Linked DNA regions of Homo sapiens: region 1 is linked to region 2. Evidence: read pairs that join two places in POLR2A ChIA-PET (ENCODE). Cell type or tissue: PC-9. All regions are shown on one strand.

The links. Peaks named below come from ENCODE experiments on the same cell type or tissue, not always from the same donor. Only the 100,000 strongest peaks of a DNase experiment are listed, where the experiment ranks them.
Region 1: POLR2A ChIA-PET joins it to region 2 with 10 read pairs; 1 of 35 experiments calls an interaction of 5 or more read pairs at or near these places.

The regions. Positions count from the first base shown.
Region 1 is chrX:3,937,831-3,942,830 of GRCh38, reverse strand. FAM239C (family with sequence similarity 239 member C) reads left to right here and starts at 4,959. Exons shown (of 2, transcript XR_001755780.2): 1 at 4,959-5,000. In PC-9, a CTCF peak has its summit at 2,632 (motif pointing left); a DNase peak (open chromatin) is centred at 2,480; H3K4me3 peaks cover 484 bases; H3K27ac peaks cover 2,374 bases.
Region 2 is chrX:4,667,132-4,672,131 of GRCh38, reverse strand. No RefSeq gene overlaps it. Among named protein-coding and RNA genes, the nearest start is that of FAM239C, 730 kb to the right of the region's middle. In PC-9, no CTCF peak of the experiment used is centred here; a DNase peak (open chromatin) is centred at 3,121; H3K4me3 peaks cover 1,336 bases; H3K27ac peaks cover 2,373 bases.

The sequences.
Region 1 (5,000 bases), 730 kb after region 2:
GCAGGGTGCAGCTGCCTAGCTTTTTGGGTAAAACAAAAAGGTTAAAGATAGTACTGGGAATCCTATTCAGTGGAAGGAAGGAAGGAAGGAAGGAAGGAAGGAAAGAAAGAAAGAAAGAAAGAAAGAAAGAAAGAAAGAAAGAAAGAAAGAAAGAAAGAAAGAAAGAAAGAAGAGAGGGAGGGAAGGAAAGGCATATATTGGAATGAAGTAAAATAGTTTTTATTCATAATGACATGATCTTGCATGTAGAAAATTCTCTAGCATCTGCAGAAAAGCTACCAGAATAATAAATGGATTTAGAAGGTCACAGAATACATGGCTAATTTTAAAAATTAAATTAGGCTGGGCGCGATGGCTCAAGCCTGTAATCCCAGCACTTTGGGAGGCCGAGGCGGGCAGATAATGAGGTCAGGAGATCAAGACCATCCTGGCTAACACGGTGAAACCCCATCTCTACTGAAAATACAAAAAAATTAGCCGGGCATGGTGGTGGGCACCTGTAGTCCCAGCTACTCAGGATGCCGAGGCAGGAGAATGGCGTGAACCCGGGAAGCAGAGCTTGCAGTGAGCCGAGATTGCACCACTGCACTCCAGCCTGGGCAACAGAGCAAGACTCCATCTCAAAAAAAAAAAAAAAAATTAAATTATACCAGTAACAAAAAGTTGGAAAACAAATTATTTTAAATGTCATTTACAATAGAAAGTAGTACTGAGAGACAGATTTAGCAAATTTATGCAACACCTGAACACTGAAAGTTTTTAAATATATATGTTGATGAGAGAAATTTATGAAGACCAATACATAGAGAGATATATCATCTCTATTATTTGAAAGTATTGGCATTGTTAAGCTGATAATTTCCTCTTACTTGATCTACTGATTCAATGAAATGTCAATCAATGTTTCATTAGGATTTTTTTTATATTGACAAGCTAACTCCAAAATTTACCTGCAAATGCCAAGGACCTAGAATAGCAAAGTAATTTAGATAAAGAACAACAAAATTAGAGCACATATGCTTCTTAAGTTCAAGATTTACTAGAAGGCAACAGTATCAATGTCATGTGTCACAGGCAGTAGGACAGACAGGGAAAACAATGATATAAGATAGAACCACATATCCATGGTCAATTGACTCAATGTGGAAATAATAAGCTTTTCAAGAAATGGTGTAAGAATAACTGAGTATTCTTCTAGGAATTTTTAAAAAACCCTTTTTTCATACTATTTAGAAGGTTTTATCAAAATGTATCATAGACGTAAATGAAAAAGCTGAACTATTAAGCATCTAGGTGAAAACACATGAACAACTCTTCTTGAACTTGGTATAGAAAAGATTTTTTAGGGCTGAGCATGGTGGCTCATGCTTGTAATCCCAGCAATCTGGGAGGCCGAGGCAGGCAGATTACTTGAGGTCAGGAGTTTGAGAACAGCCTGGCCAACAATGATGAAACCCCATCTCTACAAAAAAATGCAAAAAAAAAAAAAAAAAAAAATTAGCCTGGCTTGGTGGCGTGCACCTGTAATCCCAGCTCCTTGGGAGACTGAGGCAGGAGAATTGCTTGAATCCAGGAGGTGGAGGTTGCAAAAAAAAAAGAAAAGAAAAGAAAAGAAAAGAAAAGGTTGTTTAGATAGGACACTAAAAGCATGAATCATAATATTTTTAAAAATGGATGAAGTGGACTTTATCAAAATTCAAAATTATCTTTAAACAACATCATTAATAAAAGAAAAGATAAGCTGCATACTGGGAAAAAACATTACATAAAATATATTTATTATATATTCAGAATATATAAACAACTCAATTACAAAAGACAAGCAACTCAACAGACTACTGACAAAATATATGAACAAATACTTCACAGAAAAATAATACACACACACACACTCTCACACACACGGAGCCAATAGGTATATAAACAAAGATACCATCATTATTAGTGATCAGAGCACTGCAAATTAAAGACACAATGAGATATCCCTACATGACCACGAGCATAAATAACATTTTCAAGCTTGACAATAACAAGCACTAAATATAAAGCAACTACAACCCTCCTACATTCACAGTGCAAAGTGAAACGACAACTTTTGAAAAACAGTGCAGCATATGAACCTAAACATGTAACCAAGAAAAAAAAATAGAAATAGCCTATAGACAAAGACGTGTCCACTGATACCATGCATTTTTATTCATAATAGCTCAGACAGGTAAATACCTCCATTGTAAAAATAAATAAATAAATAAGCTATTCCACTGGGATTATGAAATTTTTTAAAAATTTGCACAGTCTCATTATCCCTGTGTATTTAATTTTCTCCTCTGGGAGCCTGCAGCATTTACCTTGGAAGTGCCCCAAGCAGGTGACTGAGCCAGTTTCACTCACCTTTGGTTGACCTCACCTGGAAATAATGGGGAAATTGTATTTTTCTCACATTCTAAGCACACCTGGTTGACCTATGATGCAATAATAATTACATAGTTGGGTTCTCTGCACCAGATAGCTCCTTCCATTGCAAAAACATTGCCATTCATGCATTTTCACCCCCCAGCTAAACCTCACATGAAGGTCTAAGAAAGAACAGTAGATTGTGTCAAAAATCATTGATTTCTGAGTTGCTGTTTTTTTTAAAAAATGCTAGTGTTTGGTGCCATCTAGTGGGTTCAATTTGCTATTTAAGCCACACAAGAAAATCACCATAACAGAGGGAAGAGAGAGGATCCTTTTAAAATAAATGAAATCAAGAATTGCTTTTCAAAAATAAGTGTGGGCCGGGCGTGGTGGCTCATGCCTGTAATCTTAGCACTTTGGGAGGCCGAGGCGGGTGGGTCACTTCAGGTCAGGAGTTCAAGAACAGCCTGGCCAACATGGTAAAACCCCGTATCTACTGAAAATACAAAAATTAGCCGGGATGTTGGCGGGCGCCTGTAGTCCCAGCTACTCAGGAGGCTGAGGCACAAGAATCGCTTGAACCCGGGAGGCGGAGGTTGGAGGGAGCCGAGATCACGCCACTGCACCCCAGCCTGGATAAGAGAGCGACACTCTGTCTCAAAAAAATAAAAAACAAAAAACAAACAAAACAAAAAGTGTGGACTAGGGCTCAAAATTCTGATGCCTTTTTTTTTTTAATAATTAAAATTAACTTTTGCTTGATGAATATGGGGGTGATATTCTTTTTTGAGGGTGATAAAAATGTTCAGGGAGATGGAGATGATGGTTGTACAATATTATGCATGCTGTGTACTAAATGCCACCGAATTCTATGCTTTGAAATAGTTAAATATATGTTAGAATAATAACATTCTAAGAAAACATGAATTTAAAATGGGAGGCATGGTAGATAACATGACTGCCCACACATAATCTTTAAATCTGCCCAATATGGTCCAACATTGTTTCTTCAGGTGGCTATACTTTATTTTACCTTGTATTTTATCTACTATGTCACTTTTTTCCCCACTTTCTCACCTCAGCTATTCAAACAGCTCCCCCCCTGCCCAGCCTTCTAGCACTCAATCCTGTCTCCCGGGATAAACGGCATCCCTCCCAAGCCATCCAAGACATGGTTTCACTGCACTTCTGAATGTTCCTGGGTTTTCCCCAACTTTTCCCAATGGAAAAGCCCTGTAAGGGTCTCTATGGAAGTTTAGTAGGGTTAGGGGCTAGCACCAGCTGTCCCCACTGTTGTAAGCCCTCTCATCCCTCTGGGTGGCAATTGGGGGGGTGGGTGATGGTCTGTGGACCAGCTATGGGGAGCTACCCCTGGAGTGCAGAACCTACGGATGCAGAGAAGAGGTACCTCCTTCTTGTACAGAACGGGTGTGCAGGGATGCCTGAAATGGGGGAGGGCAGAGTGCCCGGAAGGAAAGCCAGCACTCTTATGGGGTACACTGTAGGGATGGCAGGGAAGGAGGTGGGAAAGATGATTTCAGCAGGGGACAGGAGTTAGTGGGGGAGGCTTGCACCCTTCCACGCTTTTGAGAGTGCACTCACACAGGCACATGCACTCACTCCCATGCACACACTCCCACTCATTCATGTACACACACTTGCATTCTCATGCCCTTTACACTTGCCCTTGCACACTAGCACACTCAGGTCCACACCCAATACACATACACAGTCATATACTGAAAAACACAGCCACACTCACACTCATGCATCACAACCCTACACTTACACCATCACACGCACCCTCATACACTTACATGTATGCACCCACATACACATGCATACTTTCACATGCTGTCATTCATAAACACTGACACGCAGCCACACAATGTCACAGTACACACACACTGTCACACTACACACACACTTTTACATGCTCTCACACTCATACCCACTGGCACACACTCATAAACACACCCACAAGCAGTCACACTAACTCACACGCTCACCCTCCCACACACATGCACTGCACACTCACATACTGACATACTACATGCCTTCATAGTTTACACACACACTTCCATGCACATTCACTCCATACCTTTTTGCACACTCATACACTCATTCACACTTCCATCATCACAACACTGACACACTTCTGCCTGTCCTCACACACCTACACACTTGCCACACACACACTGACAGTGTTCCATGCACACTCACACATCCTGCGCATTCAGTCACTAACTTGCCCTCATGACCACACACACACACACACACTCAGGCTTTCAAATGCACTCATCCACAGACACATATTCTCATATGCATACATACTTGCACACACACCCTCACACGCTTGTTCACACTCCCTTACATGCAGTCACACTAGCCATCACACTCACATGTGCTCACACACATACACACTCACACCCCCTTTGCACACACACTCCCCCCACCCGCTCACCCCAAGCCCACCTGACAGGTGACACACTTTACCTGTGCGACTGGGATGGCTGGTCCTCTGCCTGGGCTTTGAGGTTCCTTGGGGGCAGCGGCTTATGCTGGTTTTCCCACTGCGGTGTCTTCTGTGGCTTCAGCGTTGC
Region 2 (5,000 bases):
CTCTTGAAGTGGGGCCTTACAGGTCATAGGTAGATTTAAAGATTTCTGATTGGCAATTGGTTGAAAGAGTTAAGTTTTGTCTAAAGAGTTGAAGTCAGTAGAAATAAATGCTAAGATAAAGGGCGAGGAGTTGTGGAAGCCAAGGTACTTATCATGTAGAAGACACCTCCAGGTAGCAGCCTTCAGAGAGAACAGATGGTAAATGTCTCTTTTCAGACCTTTCAAGGTGTCAGACTTAGAGTTAATCTTTCCTAGATACAGCAAAGTCCTGGCTGTATGAATGGAGATTCTCCACAGATGCAAATTTCTGCCAGGAAAGATGGTTTTGCAGGGCCATTTCAAAATATGACAAAGAAATCTATGTTGGGGTGAGATATTTTGATTTCCTTCCGGGTCTGCTATCTGTCATACGATGCTATACCAGAGTCAGGTTGGAATTTGGTAATTTCCTGTCCCAGGGGTCTGTTTTGTCAGTCTTTTGAGCCGTACTTTAATGTGAATGCTGGTGGGTTGTGCCTAGACTCCAAAAGGCAGGAGGGGTAAGGAAGGACGTATGTCTGACCTCTCTTCCTGTCATGGCTGGGAATCCAGTTTTTCAGGTTTCTCTGGGGTCCCTTTGGCCCAGAGGGGGTTTGTTCAGTTAGTTGAGGAGCTTAGGATTTTATTTTTGGTTTACAGTCTTTTAAGTACTAGGGAGCAATAGCACACTAACTCAGAGAGGAAAGGAAAAATTTTTTGAGAGCCTGCCTCTTTTGCAGTGAACTGGACTCCACTTTGTACTTCTGGGCTCCTCAAATTTTGTATTGAATCTCACTAGGGCAATTGGAGGAAAGCTTCGTTCAAGTACTCCTTGTCCTAAATGGCTTTAGGTCCAAGCAACCATTAGGACAGGCCTCTCCCTAGAGACAAGAGGGTTAGAGCAGCAGTCCCAAACCTTTTTGGTACCAGGGACCAGTTTCAGGGAAGACAATTTTTCCATCAACCAGTGGCAGGGGGATGGTTTCAGGATGATTCAAGAGCATTACATATATTGTGCACTTTATTTCCACCATTATTACATTGTAATATATAATGAAATTATTCTACAGCTCATCATAATGTAAAATCAGTGGGATCTTTGAGCATGTTTTCCTGCAGTCAGACAGTCCTATCTGGGGGTGATGGGAGACAGTGATAGATCATCAGGAATTAGATTCTCATAAGGAGCACGCAACCTAGATCCCTCACATGCGCAGTTCACAATAGAGTTTGCACTCTTATGATAATCTACTGCTGCCACTGATCTGCCAGGAGGTGGAGCTCAGGTGGTAATGTGAGCCATGGGGAGCAGCTGTAAATACAGATGAAGTTTTGTTTGCTCACTCGCCACTCACCTTCGGCCATGTGGCCTGGTTCCTAACATGCCACGGACTGGTATCTCTAACCTGGGGCTCCCCAACCCCCAGGCCACAGTACCAGTCTGTGGCCTGGGGGTTGGGGAGCCCCAGGTTAGAGGATTCTCCCCCTTGGTTAAGAGAATGAACAATGTCTGGTGACCTGGCATCTGTAGCCCACTGAGAGTAGATTGAAGGAGGGAGCAAATTGTTATTCTTTATTGTGTTGGAGATGCAATGCTATTTTTAACAGAAAAATTGAACACATATATGTTTATCTGTTGGTTCCACACACATATCCTTCTGAAAACCTTCACTATTTTGCCACACAAACTATGCAAAAATGCACTTTAATATAATGCCAAAAGATGGCTTGACAATGTGTTTTCTTAATAAATGTAAGAAAGCTACACATTTAGCCTAGCAGTATGATTTGTTTTTGTGTATTATGCCTGCTTTGTAAAGAATTGCTTAATATTGCATTTATAAATATTAGAATAAGTCTCTACTTTCTATGAATACATGTTTCTTTTGGAGAAGCAAAATTTATCAGCTTGTGATTCACTCTTTTATTTTGTATATGTAAAAATGTTTGCTCCTTTATTTTTCTGCTCTTAAAAATATAGAAGCCATAGTGCATTTAAATTGTAACAAAAGTACCATCTTTGAGCTCACATATTTTGAAGAGCAACAATAATCTAGGTTTTTGTTAGCCTCCCAATTAAATTCTGACTAGGGTTATTAGTGTTCTAAACTGAATTTTATTGCAGTGCTTAAATGCATACAATAATTCATCAACAATGAAGTCTCAAGTATTTTTATTTTATGTTTTGAAGGGTTTTTTTAACGTTATCTACAAAAGGAGATGTTTTAGAGAGCTTTTTACTGATGTTTCTTCTAAAACATTAAATGAAAATCTAATAAGGCTCTGTTTCCATTACATTTATGCCACTTCTAAGAGGTGCAAGAAAGCTAGATCCTGGCTGGGTGAGGTGGCTCATGTCCGTAATCCTGGCACTTTGGGAGGCTGAGGTGGGAGGATGGCTCAAGCCCAGGAGTCTGAGACCAGCCCAGACAACATAGCGAGACTCAGTCTCTACAAAATATAAAAGAAAAAAAATATTAGCCAGACGTGGTGGCACACATCTGTGGTTCCAGCTACTCCAAAGGCTGAAGTGGGAGGATTGCTTGAGCCCAGTAGGTTAAGGCTGCAGTGTGCTGTGATTGCACTTCTGCACTCAAGCCTGGGTGACAGAGTGAGACCCTGTCTCAAAAAAAGAAAAATAAAGCTAGATTCTCAAAATGTTTCTACTCTAAAGAAATGTTTCTTTTTGTTACATGTTGCTGTGATGAACACACAAAAGCGAAGTTGATTGTGTATTTAGAATCTTCCTCTATTTTAATTTCTAGAATGCTGAGTCATACTGAGCTATTAAGTCAGGGAAACAACTAGAAAAAAATAGTTTGGGCAAACACAGTTACATAATATTTCTCTGTTATTGAAGGCAGAACAAACGTAAAAAGATGAAAAATTGCATTTAATGGGAAGAATAAAAAGAAAGTTAATCTGAAGAACAGGAAACGAAATAGCAAATCAAAAGCTGATTGAACTGAGAGAGAAAGAAAATCGTGAGATCTTGAAAGTTTGCTTAGGCATTGCAGGTGATAATAAACAATACTGTTAATGCGTTTGTGAGTTATTTCCAATCTGGAATTTTATTTCTCAAGCAAGAGTAAACAGTGAATCATGGTGTCAAATTATTGTAAGCATTTGAAAATACCCAAAGGAGAAAGTAAGCAAATATGTGAAATATAAAACACGGAAATATTCACTTCTAAAGTAAGACCGCATACCATTAGGTTTAAACTATTCAGAAAAAGAATCAGAAGTGACATGAAAGCATACCATTTAAGGTATTAAGTTTAATCTCTGTAAAGACAGTTTAAACCTGACATTCACTGATACCGTATTTTTAAAACTAATTTTGGTAGAATTAGAGATTCATAGGAATTTGTGAAGATAGCACAGAGGTCTTGTATACCCTTCAACCAGGTTTTCCTAATGGCAATACCTTATTTACCTATACTACAATGTCAAAGAAATTAATATGGGTCCAATGTATATATAGTTTTATGACATAATTTTTCTCATGTCTACTTTTGAGGAACCACCACTGAAAAGATACAGAACTATTTCATTACCATAAAAATCCCTTTTTCTAATGAAACTGGTTCACCTCTGACATGGTTTGGCTATGTCCCTACCTAAATCTCATCTTGAATTGTAGCTCCCATAATCTGCACATGGTGTGGGAGGGACCTAGTGGGAGGTAATTGAATCATGGGGGTGGGTTTTTCCTGTGCTGTTCTGGTTATAGTAAATAAGTCTCATGAGATCTGCTGGTTTATAAAGGGCAGTTTCCCTGCACACGATCTCTTGCCTGCCACCATGTAAGAGGTGCCTTTGCTCCTCTTTTTGCCTTCTGCCATGATTGTGAGGTCTTCCCAGCCATGTGGAACTGTGAGTCCATTAAACCTCTTTTGCTTTATAAATTACCCAGTCTTGGGTATGTCTTTATTAGTGGCGTGAGAACAGATTAATACAACCTCCTCTCCACTATCCACAACCCTTGGCAATGCTAATTATTACAATTATTTCTAGAATTTTGTCACTATAAGTGGAGTAATACAGTATAAGATCTTTTGAATGGGCTTTTATTGACTTAACACACATGGCATTCACCCAAGTTGTTGAGTATGTAAATCTTTTTCTTTGATTTAATGGCCGAATAAAATGTTGTGAAGATGCCATTTTGTTGAACCATTCCATTTCCTTCAAGTCAGATAAAAAGTTTTTTCAAAAAATACATAAATTTACATATTCTACAAATTTTACTTCTTTCTTTTTTGCAAGTCAGGGTCTCATTCAATCATTCGGGCTGGTGTACAGTGGCATCATCTTGGTTCACTGCAGCTTCCACCTCCCAGGCTCAAGTGATCCTCTCACCTCAGACTCCCAAGGAGCTGGGACCACAGGCACAAGCCACCACACCTAGCTAATATTTTTATTTTTGTAGAGACCTGCTTTTTCCATGTTCCCCAGGTTGGTCTCAAACTCCTGGGCTCAAGTGATCTTCCCTCCTCAGCCTCCCAAAGTTCAGAGAATACACATGCAAGCCACCACGCCCAGCCTAAGATTTGACTTTCAGTAAGATTTGTGTTACTCTTTTCTCGGTAAATATGTCTACAGGTTTAATAATATGTGTGATACCATTTTAATTTACGATTGCATTTCTAGTTATCATATACTATTTTCAAAATAACTGAAAAGTGACCTTTTATACACATCCCTTGTATCCAACCATGTTGGAAAACCTATGTATTAGCCACACTCACTTACTAATGTTTATTAGATAAGAATAAACATATTTTTTCTTACTCTTCTAATTATTCCAATGCCTTGTCTTATTATACTAGCAGAACCTCCAAAAAGGTGTTTCTATCATTTTCTCCTCAAATTTCAATGCGATTTTGGTTTCATTAATTTGATATGTGGCTTCGTACACAAACATATATCATATACATATGATATATGTGATATATAGATAAATACATATCATATATATG